Linked DNA regions of Homo sapiens: region 2 is linked to region 1. A link is an interaction called in ENCODE POLR2A ChIA-PET data of the cell type or tissue named here. Cell type or tissue: Caco-2. All regions are shown on one strand. Each heading gives the region's core, and the rest is flanking DNA. Links, peaks and the distances in the headings are about the cores only. Region 1 overlaps COTL1 (coactosin like F-actin binding protein 1). Region 2 overlaps CRISPLD2 (cysteine rich secretory protein LCCL domain containing 2).

Region 1 (7,276 bases), core at 3,801-6,300:
CTATATAAGATAGAACAAGCATAACACAGCCAATGGAAATGTGTTCAGAATTCATTGTTGACCTAATTGCCCTAGTCATAAGTGAAATATCCTCGGAGCCATATCCCGGGCCAAATTAAGAGCCATTTTCTTTGTTTCCTCTTCATACCCAGCACCCCCCTTGCCCCTCCTGTCTCTCTACAGTGTAGAGTCTCATTCCAAACTGCAAAGATTGAGGCAAAAAGAGTTGATGAATTTCTGGTCTACAAAGAGGATGAATTTCTGGTCCCTAAATAAGATCCATAATTTGAGCCTTTTTAAATTTTTATTTTTAAATTTTTTTTGGCTGGGCCCTGGCACTGCTGGCGGCACCCACATCTGTGCAATGGGCCCACCCAGACTTTGAGCCTTGATTGTAGGAAGGCTGTAGGCGTTGCAGCCAGAAAGGCCTGGGTTTAAATCCCAGCATGACCTTGAATTCCCTCACAACCTTGAAAGTGCCATGTGACTTCTCTGAATCTCCATTTCCCATCTGTGAAATGGGCATGAAGCCTGCAGCACTGTTGCCAGGATTCAGGGGAGTGTGACAAGGGCAGCGGATGAGTGCTTCCCTCCTGTCCTCTGCACATGGTGCTCCCAGGGAACTGCACCGGTCTCCTGCTGTGCTGCTCCAGGCGCACTCGTGGCTCACAGCCTCTCCCCAGGGACATGACATGGGGGTGTTTTAACGCAGCACCATGTTCTCTTTTCGCTTTTGGCCACAGATGACGTCCGGTTGTTTGCCTTCGTGCGCTTCACCACCGGGGATGCCATGAGCAAGAGGTCCAAGTTTGCCCTCATCACGTGGATCGGTGAGAACGTCAGCGGGCTGCAGCGCGCCAAAACCGGGACGGACAAGACCCTGGTGAAGGAGGTCGTACAGGTACTGAGTTCCTCCAGAGTCTGGAGGTCAAAGCTCGCCAAGGGTCACCATCCTGCAAGGAGGGAGAGGGCTGGGTTCGACTCCTGGGTCTGTAGCTTAGCTGTGACTTGGGACAAGCCATGCTATGTCTCTGCACCAGTAAAGCCATTGGTGAAATGTCACCAGAATTGTTTCAGGATGCTGGCTAGGAGGAGTTAACTGTGTTTACGATCCCACCTATCCCATAACAGAAGCTTGGCAGCTGGGTGCCTGCCTCCGTGGGTGGGGCAGGTTGCTTGCTTCTAGAGACGGGAACTGGTGGGGGGACCAGAATAGCGGCCACTACCCTGTGGTGTCCTGGCTGACTGTCGGCGGTGGTCGCAAGGATCCCGTGGGAGAATTCATTTGTACCCTCTCTGAACAGTGCCTACTTTAAGTCTTTTCCATTCTGGCCATTAAAGAAAATGGACATTTGCAATGTCAGAAACTTCCAAGGTTGTTCACTTGGGGTACGGGTAACACGGTCATGTTGAGAAAAGAAAATCTGAACTCCAAAAGGTAACCCCGGGGTAGGGTAGATGAGGGAGAGAGGTCTTTCCCTACTAAAGGGATCTCCATTTCGCAAAAGGATTTCTCACAACCCATGAAGTAGGGAATCTCTCCCTCTTACTGCGCCTTTAAACTGTTGTTCAGGTGACCAGAAACAGTGTGTTACACGTCCCTTCAGCAGCTTGTCTGTTACAGAGGGCGGGGGGTACCACTGCCCATCCTCCACCATGCACATTATTTTAAAGATTCAAAGCAATGTAATTGGTCCATGATAAAACAAACGTTTAAAAACAATAGACTCAGCTGGGTGCGGTGGCTCACGCCTGTAAATCACAGCACTTTGGAAGGCTGAGGTGGGAGGATTGCTTGGCTAAGGAGTCTGAGACCAACCTGGGCAACATAGTGAGACCCCATCTCTACAAAACATAACAAAATAAAATGAGCCAGGCATGGTGGCACATGGCTGTAGTCCCAGCTACTTGGGAGGCTGAGGCGGGAGGTTCGCTGGAAACCAGGAGGTCAAGGGTGCAGTGAGCCATGATCGCACCACTGCACTCCAGCCTGGGCAACAGAGCGAATTCCTGTCTCAAAATAAATAAAAAACAAATAAAAAATAATAGTCTAATGATGGAAGTGGGTGATAGCTAAAGACACAGGGTTTCTTTTTGAGGTCATGAAAATGCTTTAAAATTGACTATCATGGTGGTTGCACATATCTGTGAATATACCAGAAATCACCAAATTGTCAAAAACAAAAACGGGCTGAGCACAGTGACTCACACCTGTCATCTCAGCACTTTGGGAGGCTAAGGTGGGAGGATTGCTTGTGTCCAAGAGTTCAAGACCAGCCTGGGCAACATAGTATTAATAATACTCCATCTGTACAAAAGAATAAAAAATTAGCCCTGTGTGGTGGTGCATACCGGTAGTCCCAGCTACTTGGGAGGCTGAGGTGGGAGGATGGCTTGAGCCTAGGAGGGCGAGGCTGCAGTGAGCCAAGATCTCGCCACTGCACTCAGACTGAGTGAGTGTAGTCAGACTGAGTGAGACCCTGTTGCAAAAAGAAAAACAAACAAAAAAATAGGCTATCTGCAATGTGCTATCTTGAATTGGACCTTAGAACAGAAAAGCTGTTGAAATATAAATAAAGTCGGGAGTTTAATTAATTGTAATGTACCAATGTTGACGTTTTCACTGTGACAAATGTACCACAGTAATGTAAGATGTTAACAGTAGTGAAATATGTATGTGTGTGTTAAGAGGAAGGTAATATGGAAACTCGGTGCTACCTCTTGCAACTTTTCTGTAACTCCAAAGCTCTTCTAAAATAAATTATTATTATTATTATTATTATTTTTAAGAGAGACAGGATCTCACTATATTGCCCAGGCTGGCCTCGAATTCCTGGACTCAAGCATTCCTACACCTCAGCCTCCGAAAGTGCTTGGATTATAGGCCACCACGCCCAGCCCCTAATAAAACTTTTATTTAAAAAATAACAATATGGCCAGGTGTCATGGCTCCCTCCTGTAATCCTAGCACTTTGGGAGGCCAAGGCAGGCGGATCACGTAAGGTCAGGAGTTTGAGACCAGCCTGGCCAACATGGCAAAACTCTGTCTCTGCTAAAAATACAGAAATTAGCCGGGTGTGGTGGTGGGCACCTGTAATCCCACCTACTCAGGAGGCTGAGACAGGAGAATCTCTTGAAACCAGGAGGCGGAAGTTGCAGTGAGCCAAGATCTAGCCTTTTTTGGAGCGAGTCTCCAAAAAAATAAATAAAATAAATAAATAAATAAATAAATAATGATAGGACATAATAGAGTCCTGTGGTCCCCCTGTCAGTTCCCGCTTTTGGACGTCCCTCCTGGCCACTCTCTGGACGGGCTCGCCTCCTGCCTTTCGGCTTTGCTGTGGTCCCAGCCTATAGGTCACACTCTCATCTGCAGCTGCTTTTTTTAAGGTTAATGTAATTTCATAAATGATATGGATGCACCACCTTTGTAATTCATGGTTTTCTGGTAGCAGAGTGTCCTGGTTCACAAGTGTACCGTCATGTACTAAATGTTCCCCTGTTCTTGGCCTCTTAAGTTGCTTCCAATTTTTATTTTTATAAAGAATGTTCCAACCAACATTTTAATACATGCAGCTCCTTTCTGTCTTCTGTTGAGTTATTCTTTTAGAAAACAATCTCGGGAGGTGGGGTTCCGGAGTTAAGAGGCGAGATAATCATTTTTAAAAGGTATGGGCATCAGATTGGCTTTGAGCAGTGCTAGCACTGTGCCTGGGACCGAGGAAATGCTGACAAAGGCCATTTGTTTCACATGTAGTCAGCGTTCCTGGTTGACACTGCTGTCTGCACCCTGTCTGGCCTGGGAGCCCTTGTTTTGGAAAACCACTTATTCAACCCTACAGGCTGTTTTTCTCCAGGCCAGTTGGGTTTTAATGGTTAACCAGCTTCCAGGGGTCTTCCGAGTGGCAGCAGGATGGAAAATGAAAAAGAAGTCCTGTTCTGTGGCCAAAGGTCTCCTGCTGAATTCCGCCCGCCGTGCTTGGCCCACTCCTGGACGTCGCCGGGAGGAAAGGGAGCAGAGGGAGGGGGCTCGCCAGGATGTGTACACGGGGCACCACATTGCAGATCTTGCAATTCTCTTTTGTCTTCCTATTTAAAAAACTGTGGTAAAATACAGGCCAGGCGTGGTGGCTCATGCCTGTAATCCTAGCACCTTGGGAGACCAAGGCAGCCGGTCACCTGAGGTCAGGAGTTCGAGACCAGCCTGGCGAACATGCCAACACAAACCCCGTCTCTACTAAAAATACCAAAAAAGTAGCCAGGCATGGTGGCACGTGGCCTGTAGTCCCAGCTACTCGGGAGGCTGAGGCAGGAGAATTGCTTGAACCCAGGAGATCAACTCAGGAGACTGAGCCGAGATTGCAGCAAGACTCTGTCTAAAATAAATTAAATAAATAATAAAAAATTGTAAAATACAATAACATAAAGTTTACCATTGTAGCCATTTTAAAGTACAATTCAGCTACATTAAACAGAGTTCCAATGTTGTGTAGCCATCACTGCTGTCTAGTTCCAGAACTTTCTCATCACCCCCAAAGGAAACCTCATACCCACTAAGGCAGTCTGCAGAGTTTCTTTCCTCTCTAGAACTCTTTTCAGTTTGGGTAGGTGCGCCGGTGACTGAGGGGGATTGGAGGAAATTAATTCCCTGCTGGGAACCTTTAGGTGGGAGTAGTGGTGATAATTCTTACGTTTGCAAGCTCAAGTAAGTTGAAGCACAAAGAGGAATTGCTTGGCTCTTGGTAGTGGGAAGTGCAGGGGTTTCGGCTTTAGGTGTGGCTAGATCGAGGGCTCATGCAGTATTTTCATCTCATCTCTCAGTTCTGTTTTTCTCTGGGGTTGGCGTCAGGCAGCCTCTGCACAGCCAAAGAAACGGTCCATGCTATGGTGGTCCCTCTGGGTCAGGATCCCAGAAGAGAGAGGCCTCTTTCCTCAGTGTCCGTCAATCTCTTAAGAGGACCCTGATTGGCCCAGCTTGGGTCACGTGCACACGCCTTTGGGCAGGGAGGCGGGGTTTCATGATTGGCAGCTCCAGCGTGATCCCAGTTGTTAGAGAAAGGGATGCTGGTGAATGAAGAAGCGCAGATGTGCATTGCAGTGGGGGAGCTGGAATACTGGCCTGAACTACAGGTGCAGGCTCATATTTTGACCATTATCATTTGCATTTTCCACCTCTCCACTTACGAATGTTAATTATCTGAAGCTGCTACAAGACCTTACATTTATACTGCAGTTGCAAATATAGCCATTTAGGTGACAAAGGGTCCATTCTGCTGGTATAATGCTGTCTTTCCACGGCCGCTAAAACCATGCAGAGACTGGCATGCCTATCAACTTCCCCTCTGCTTCACGGGGATTCAGAGCGGATGTTCTCTAAGGGACCTTCCAGATGGGCCCATTCCGGGTGCCATGTCTTGGGGACCAGGTCACTTCCCCAGCTGCACTTTTTGCCATCATTTCCATATGAAGAAGAAGTAGATTGGCTTTTAGTTTAAGATTACTGTATTAATAAACCCTTGACTTTTTGACAGTAATAAAGTAATGCACATGCATTCTTGTGCTTTGTGTGAAACGTGGAGGGTGTAAATTAATTGCACGGTCATTGATGTGGAGGAACTTGAATCCAGGGGGGCGATTTTTTTTTTTTTTTTTGGAGACAATCTCACTCTGTCACCCAGTCTGGAGTACAGTGGCACAATCTCAGCTCACTGCAGCCTCTGCCTCCCATGCTTAAGCAATTCTGGTGCTTCAGCCTCTCGAGAAGCTGGGGATTACAGGTGTGTGTCACCACACCCAGCTAATTTTAGTGGAGGGATCTGTATGTCACTAACCACCTGCCTGACCATGGGCAAGTCTCTCCCTCCCTGGGCCTCAGTGTCCTCATTTGTAAAATGAAGAATGGGATGAGTTGACTTGCTGTGTCATATTCTATTTTGGCGTATTCTGGAAATTTTTCTTTTCTTTTGTTTTAATGGAGTAATTTGTTTATGAAGGCATTTTACCTTTAAATGAACCTTATTTTACTTTGCCAAGGGGGAAGGTGTAGTACGGTGGACTTTGGAGCCAGATGGCGTGGGTTCAAATTTCAGCTCCATCACTTACTGTGTGGCCTTGGGCACATGGCTTACCCTCTCTGGGCTCAGTCACCTGATGTATAAAGTAAGGGCAATATAGTGCCTGCCTTGTAGGGTTGTGGTGGGGATTAAATGAGCAAATATAGGGAAAGTGCTTAGAACAATGTCTTAATTTCTGGGACCCGGAAGTAGTAGCTGTTATTTCCAGTTTTCTGTTTAGACAACACCGTGATGCACAGTTCACGCAAGAAATGTTTCTACACTGTAGATTATTTCCTTAGGAGATGCTAGATACAGATGCTCAGCTCCAGGACACAGGGCGTGAATCTTGTTGTTCACGGATATTGCCAGCCGTCAGCCACACAGGAAGGGTCTGGCCTCACCCACACTTGCCAGCGCTGACCTCAAAAAGCTCATACTTCACCTGTGGCCGGCACACAGGTGCATCAGCATATGGGGAAACTGAGGCCCACAGCAGTGCTAGGACCTGCCCTAAACTCACAGTTAATGAGTGATAGAGCTGGGGCTAGAGCCTGGAAGAATTAGGAGTGAAGTTCAACTCTGATCCTCTTTAATCTGTATTCAGAGCCTGAGAAACTGAGAGGCGTCTGTGGCTGGGGGAAAACAAGACAAAACAAGACAAATGCCAGCAAGGCCACGGGGCAGCAGGGGCTGCCAGGCAAGCTGGGCAGGGCGATTGCGATGCCCAGACTCCAGTCCGGGGAATGCGCTGAACGCACAGCACGCACGGCTGGCTGGCCACAGCTGTTGTCTGCCACACAGAAGTACCCGGCTGGTGCCCAGGACAGAACCTCGCTCCTATCGTTCTCGTGTCTCTGCAGGATTGTGGGGACAATGCAGTGACCGCTGGTAGTGACCTGCGATGTGCCAGGGCCAGGCTCTCTTGATTTAGAGCCATGCTTGGTCAGTGCTGCATCATGCTTGTCTTGCAGGATGGGTTCATTCACCTGATCCTTTTATTGATTCTTTAACATAATATGAACGTTCACGGAGCCAGGAATCCAGAAGGCATGCAGCTCAGCTTTCAGGAACAGAGGACAACAGAGGCTGCTGCCTCCAAGGAGAAGTGGAGGTGGGAAGGATGGACGTGCCAGGGATGGTGTGAACTAGCCAATTGGAGTCTATTCTGATAGCTTCTGAGCCCCAGGACTAACCAGGCTTAGTGGCGCACACCTGTAATC
Region 2 (5,379 bases), core at 513-3,012, 260 kb before region 1:
CCGAAGTCACAAAGCTGGCCAGTGACAGAGCTGGCTGGACGGAGGCAGGCTGGCTCCAGAGCCTGTCCACTCATAAAACCTCAGAACGGGCTGCTCAACTCTTTGGGGTTTTAGAATCCACCTTTCAGTGCTAAGGCTGTTTCAAAGGACTGTGGCTTGAAGCCACAGCAGGCAGGGTTGAGCAGGAAGCCACGTTTCCAAGCCGCTTTCTCAAATCTGCATTGCTTGTTTGGGTGTGAACCAGAGCAGAGGGGCAATGCAGCGCAGTGCTGAGGGTGCCGGGCTGAGTGGCAGGGCCCCTGCCACCCCATCCTTTCAGCCTCCTTGCTCCGAGGTAGCCTCAGTAGCATCCATGAAGGCTCAGCCTCCCCAGCAGGCCGGCCTTTTAGACCAAAGGACCCAGATCCCAGCTCCAATCCTGAAACATCACCAAGTAAACAAACAGGAAAACATGAAAGGCCTGCTCTGGGCTGCCCGGGCGGCCTGACTTTCCCTGCTGCAAAGAAGCTCCTTTCACTGGCACTAAGTCTTGCATGAAACCGGGAGGACCACACAGTGCAGGGACAAGAAGACCAGCATGAACCCAGCCTGCTCCAGACCGGGAGGCGGGAAGCATCTGGGATCCTGGGGGTCGCAGCTCAGTCAAGCTCCAGTCCCAGATGCTGACAACCTCTCCAGAGAGACGTGGGGCCTCCCTGCCCCATGAGGACCAAGGCCAAGCCACCAGGGATGCGCGGATTCAATGGGTCTCAACGTTCCCATGGCCCCTTTCCTTTCATTTCTCATAAAGCAACTCTCCCAACAGCATGTTCCAACAAGCCCCCTCTGCTCTCAGAAATTGGCGGCGAAAAAGAAAAACGTAGGTTGGGCACAGTGGTTCATGCCTGTAATCCCAGCACTTTGGGAGGCTGAGGTGGGCGGATCACCTGAGGTCAGGAATTCAAGACCAGCCTGGCCAACGTGGTGAAACCCCGCCTCTACCAGAAATACAAAAATTAGCCGGGTGTGCTGGTGCGCACCTGTCGTTCCAGCTACTCAGGAGGCTGAGGCAGGAGAGTCGCTTGAACCGGGAAGTGGAGGTTGCAGTGAGCCGAGATAGCACCACTGCACTCCAGCCTAGGCGACAGTGCTAGAATCTGTCTCAAAAAAAAAACAATAAGAAAGAAAGAAAGGAAGGAAAGAAGGAAGGAAAGAAGGAGGGAGGGAGGGAGGGACGGAGGGCGGGCAGGCAGGCAGGCGGGGAGGGAGGGAGGGAGGGAGGCTAACTGACTTGGAAGAGGAGGGGAGCGTGGCACGAGGGAACGCAGTGACTCTGAGGGAAGGCTTGCAGGTTTTCCAGCCTCTGCTCTGCCCCTTCAGAAACAGCCCCCGGGCAGGGTTGCTCTGCTTCCAGGAGCCTTTCTCACGGTGCGGTGTGTCCAGAGCTTGGAGAAAGACAGAAAGCCCAGCCAGAAAACCAGTGTAGCCCTGACCCATGGGCAATGCCTCCCAGGTCTCCGGAACGGCTCTTTGTTCTTCACTCCCCGCCTCCCGCCCAAATACCGCCCCGTCACTCCTCACCTGCCCGTCACCTGAGCCGCCTCCCTGCTTCCTGCTGCGCCCTCCAATCCCCAACACCGCACAGCAGCAAAAGTGTTTCACAGCCAGGCGCAGTGGCTCACTCCTGTAATCCCAGCACTTTGGGAGGCTGAAGTGGGTGGATCACCTGAGGCCAGGAATTTGAGACCAGCCTGGCCAACATGGCAAACACCGTCTCTACTAAAAATACAAAAATTAGCTGGCCATGGTGGTGGGCACCTATAATCCCAACTACTTGGGAGGCCGAGACAGGAGAATCGCTTGAACCCAGGGGTCGGGGGTTGCAGTGAGCCGAGATCACGCCACTGCACTCCAGCCTGGGGGACAGAGCGAGACTCTGTCTCAAAAAAAAAAAGTGCTTCACAGTCATAAATGCATCCTCTCCCGCAAAAAAACCCTGTTTCTTTTTTTTTCTTTTTTACCCCCATTTCAGCAATACCAAAACTCTATTCCTCATAGAAAAAAAGGCAGGCTCCTCACCTAGCCTCAAAGCCCTGTGTGATTTGCCCCTGCCTGCCTCTCTGACCTCTTCCAATGGCCTCACTCCCTCAGAAATGAGCCATGGCCCTGCTGGCTTTTTGAGAGCTCCTCTGAGACCCGAAGCTTTTCTCCCGTTAAGGAAAGAGACTCACGAGGCGGTGGTGGCTTTCACACCTTCTGTTCCCTCTGCCCAGAACACCCTTCCCTGCACGCTTGCTTGCTCAACCATGCTCACTCTTCAGGTCTTAACTGAGATGGCTCCTCCGCAGAGTGGGCCACCCTTACTCCTCCCTCTCAGTCAGGATTCTTCCACCCCTAACGTTCTTTCTTGCAGCTCCCCGTATTTCTTCATCTAACTCTGCACAACTCATAATCATGCCTCTTCCGGGAATCCAGGACAGTGCCTGGCACATCGAAGGTGCTCCACAAATACTTCCTGGCTACACTAGTCCGGAGGTGCCGTGTGGACGGGGACCTCATCTGCTTTGTCCACCTCTTTATAGCAAGAATCTCACGGGGTGCTGGGCACACGGGAGGCACTCAAAAATACATAGAATTCACCAGTTGATTAAATATCAGGTATGTGGAAGGCAGAGAAGCAGAGCCTCCTACCCACACATTCAATAAATATGTATAGGCCGGGCACGGTGGTTCATGCCTGTAATCCCAGCACTGTCGGAGGCTGAGGTGGGTGGATCACTTGAGGTCAGGAGTTTGTGACCAGCCTGGCCAACATGGTGAAATCCCGTCTCTAATAAAAATACAAACATGGTGAAACCCCGTCTCTAATAAAAATACAAAAAATTAGCCTGGCGTGGTGGTGCAAGCCTGTAATCCCAGCTACTCAGGAGGCAGAGTCAGGAGAATTGCTTGAACCCAGGAGCCAGAGGTTGCAGTGAGCCGAGATGGCACCATTGCACCCCAGCCTGGACGACAGGGCAACACTCTGTCTCAAAAACAAACAAACAAACAGAAACAATAAATACGTATTAGCACCTTCTATGTGCAGGTTTTGGGGACAGACAGGGTGGCTTTGAATCCCAGCTTCACCATTTGTACATTTGTAGCTGTGTGGTTTGTACAAGTCCTTTAAAGATGAACCTCTCTGAGCCTCAGTTTTCTCTTCTGCAAATTGGTGCTAATACTTTCTATTTTCCAGGATTACTGTCAGGATTAAAGAGGACACAATTCACGTGGCACGTAATAGCCACTCAACCCTCATGCCACGACCCTCCATGGCAGCTTTGTGGGGGAGACACGGGTCATCACCCAGGCCAGCTCAGCCTGTGGCAAAGGAACGTGACCACAGCTTTAAAGACACAGATGAGACGGCAGCGTGTCTCTCAGAGCAATCACAGCAGGGGGCCATGGGTGCATTCCAAAGACATGATGATGCCTGTACCCACAAAGTGGCAAAGACTCAGACTCTGGGGGAGATGTGGATTTTTTTTTTTTTTTTGAGACAGGGTCTTGCTCTGTCACCCAGGCTGGAGTGCAGTGGTGCAATCTCAGCTCACTGCAGCCTTGACTTCCCAGGCTCAAGCGATCCTCCTTCCTCAGCTCCCACCCCCCACCTCCACCTCCACCTCAGTCCCACTGCAGCTGGGACTACAGGTGCGCACCACCATGCCCGGCTAACTTGGATTTTTTTGTAGAGACGGGGCTTTACCATGTTACCCAGGCTGGGACGTGGGTTTGTTTAAAAAGCCATTCATAGCTGACGGATGGCCAAGGTGGAGGCTCCCGGTTGGTGGACGAGGAGGGACCCTGGAAGACTGTGGTCCATTCCTCTGTAGTTCTGGAAAACCAGCCAGGAAGGAAGTTTCCACACTGGAGCTTGGGGTCAAGTAGCAGCATCGCCCAACCACACCTGGAACACCCATCACAATCACCCGGGAGGGTTGACCTTGGCTGTCTTCTGTCACCGTTAGCTCCTTTCCCGGTTAGCAAAGCCTAGGGGTTGGGGAGGCAGGGTCAGTCTGTGCCGGGCCCTTCACAGCCTCGACTTATCTCACAGTCATGGCAACCACGCGAGGAAGGACTCTCCAAGTGGAAAGTGAGGCTCACACGGGCTAAGGAGAAGTCAGGGTGGTGCAGCTAGCGTGTGGCACAGCTGAGATCAGCATCAGCAAAGCCCAGCCCTGGGCCCCTCCCCACTCTGCCTCCAGGTGGGAAAGGCTGAGAGCTGTGTTCCCAGTGGAGCTACCAAGAGTGACATGAAGGCAACGAGGCAGGCTCTGCACAGGGAACCCACGTGTGTTGTTTTGGCAGAATGTTAAGAACAGAGCCAGAGCCAGACAGGGTGACTCATGCCTATAATCCTAGCACTTTGAGAGGCTGAGGCAGGAGGATTGCTTGAGCCTAGGAGTTCAAGACCAGCCTGGGCAACGTAGCAAGACCCCCATCTCCACAAAATATTTAAAATCTAGCTGGGCACCATGGTGCATGCCTGTAGTTCCAGCTACTTGGGAGGCTGAAGCAGGATCGCTTAACCCCGGGAGTCTAAGGTTTCAGGGCATGACGATTGTGCCATTGCACTCCAGCGTCAGTGGCAGAGTGAGACCCTGTCTCAAAACAAACAAACAAAACAGAACAGAGCCGGGATCCTCCCCTGCCAGAGGAGACCCTGAGCCAGCCATCACACGCACTGGCTGGGGAACAGAGCTGGCTGGGGAACAGAGCAGGCTGGTGGCCCAGGCCCCACCCCCGGTGCCAGCCTCTGCGGCCGGAGCCGGCGCTCACCATGTACTCCATGTTGGAGGCCTGAGGCTGCACCTGGCCCCGAAGCTTGTTGTGCAGCATGAGGATCTCCTCCTTGTCCTCCCTGGGGATGGCTCTGCGGACCCGGGAGTGAGACTCGTTGTGCTGGTATTTGCTGAGCAGCTCCTCTAAGAGAGTGACGTTGGGCAGGAGGTAGCCTTGGGATCCGCAGACCAGGAACAGCAGCCCCAAGGGGATGACACCACCCAGGACGCAGCTCATGGCTCCACTCCTGCAGCAACTATGGGACTCACGGGGCAGCCTGGGCTCCTCGGGCAGAGCTGGGCGCTTGAGCTCTGAAAGGAAGCAGAGGGTGGTGGGAGAAGTCGCATTAGTAGGAGCCGGTCACAGCGCTGGCTGGAGCAGCGAACGCAGCACACACGACTCTCTCCATTTTACAGATGCGGAAACTGAGGCCCACAGAAGCTAAACAAGCAAGGTCCCACAGACAGGAAGTGGTGGAGCTGGGATTTACGCCAAGGGTTTCCAGCGAGGCAAGCTGTCAGGATTCCAAAGAGGATAACCTAGAACAGTTCTTCCTGGACTCAAGTTTTCCTTGAG

What was found. Peaks named below come from ENCODE experiments on the same cell type or tissue, not always from the same donor. Only the 100,000 strongest peaks of a DNase experiment are listed, where the experiment ranks them.
Region 2: POLR2A ChIA-PET joins it to region 1 with 10 read pairs; 2 of 35 experiments call an interaction of 5 or more read pairs at or near these places.

What each region holds. Positions count from the first base shown.
Region 1 is chr16:84,583,730-84,591,005 of GRCh38, reverse strand. It overlaps COTL1 (coactosin like F-actin binding protein 1), which reads left to right. Exons shown (of 4, transcript NM_021149.5): 3 at 744-901. Among named protein-coding and RNA genes, the nearest start is that of COTL1, 31 kb to the left of the region's middle. RefSeq lists enhancers at 180-679, 4,769-4,818, 6,803-7,276. In Caco-2, for the core only: no CTCF peak of the experiment used is centred there; a DNase peak (open chromatin) is centred at 4,998.
Region 2 is chr16:84,838,157-84,843,535 of GRCh38, reverse strand. It overlaps CRISPLD2 (cysteine rich secretory protein LCCL domain containing 2), which reads right to left. Exons shown (of 15, transcript NM_031476.4): 2 at 4,801-5,114. The coding sequence starts at 5,040. Among named protein-coding and RNA genes, the nearest start is that of CRISPLD2, 21 kb to the right of the region's middle. In Caco-2, for the core only: no CTCF peak of the experiment used is centred there; a DNase peak (open chromatin) is centred at 1,545; H3K4me3 peaks cover 319 bases.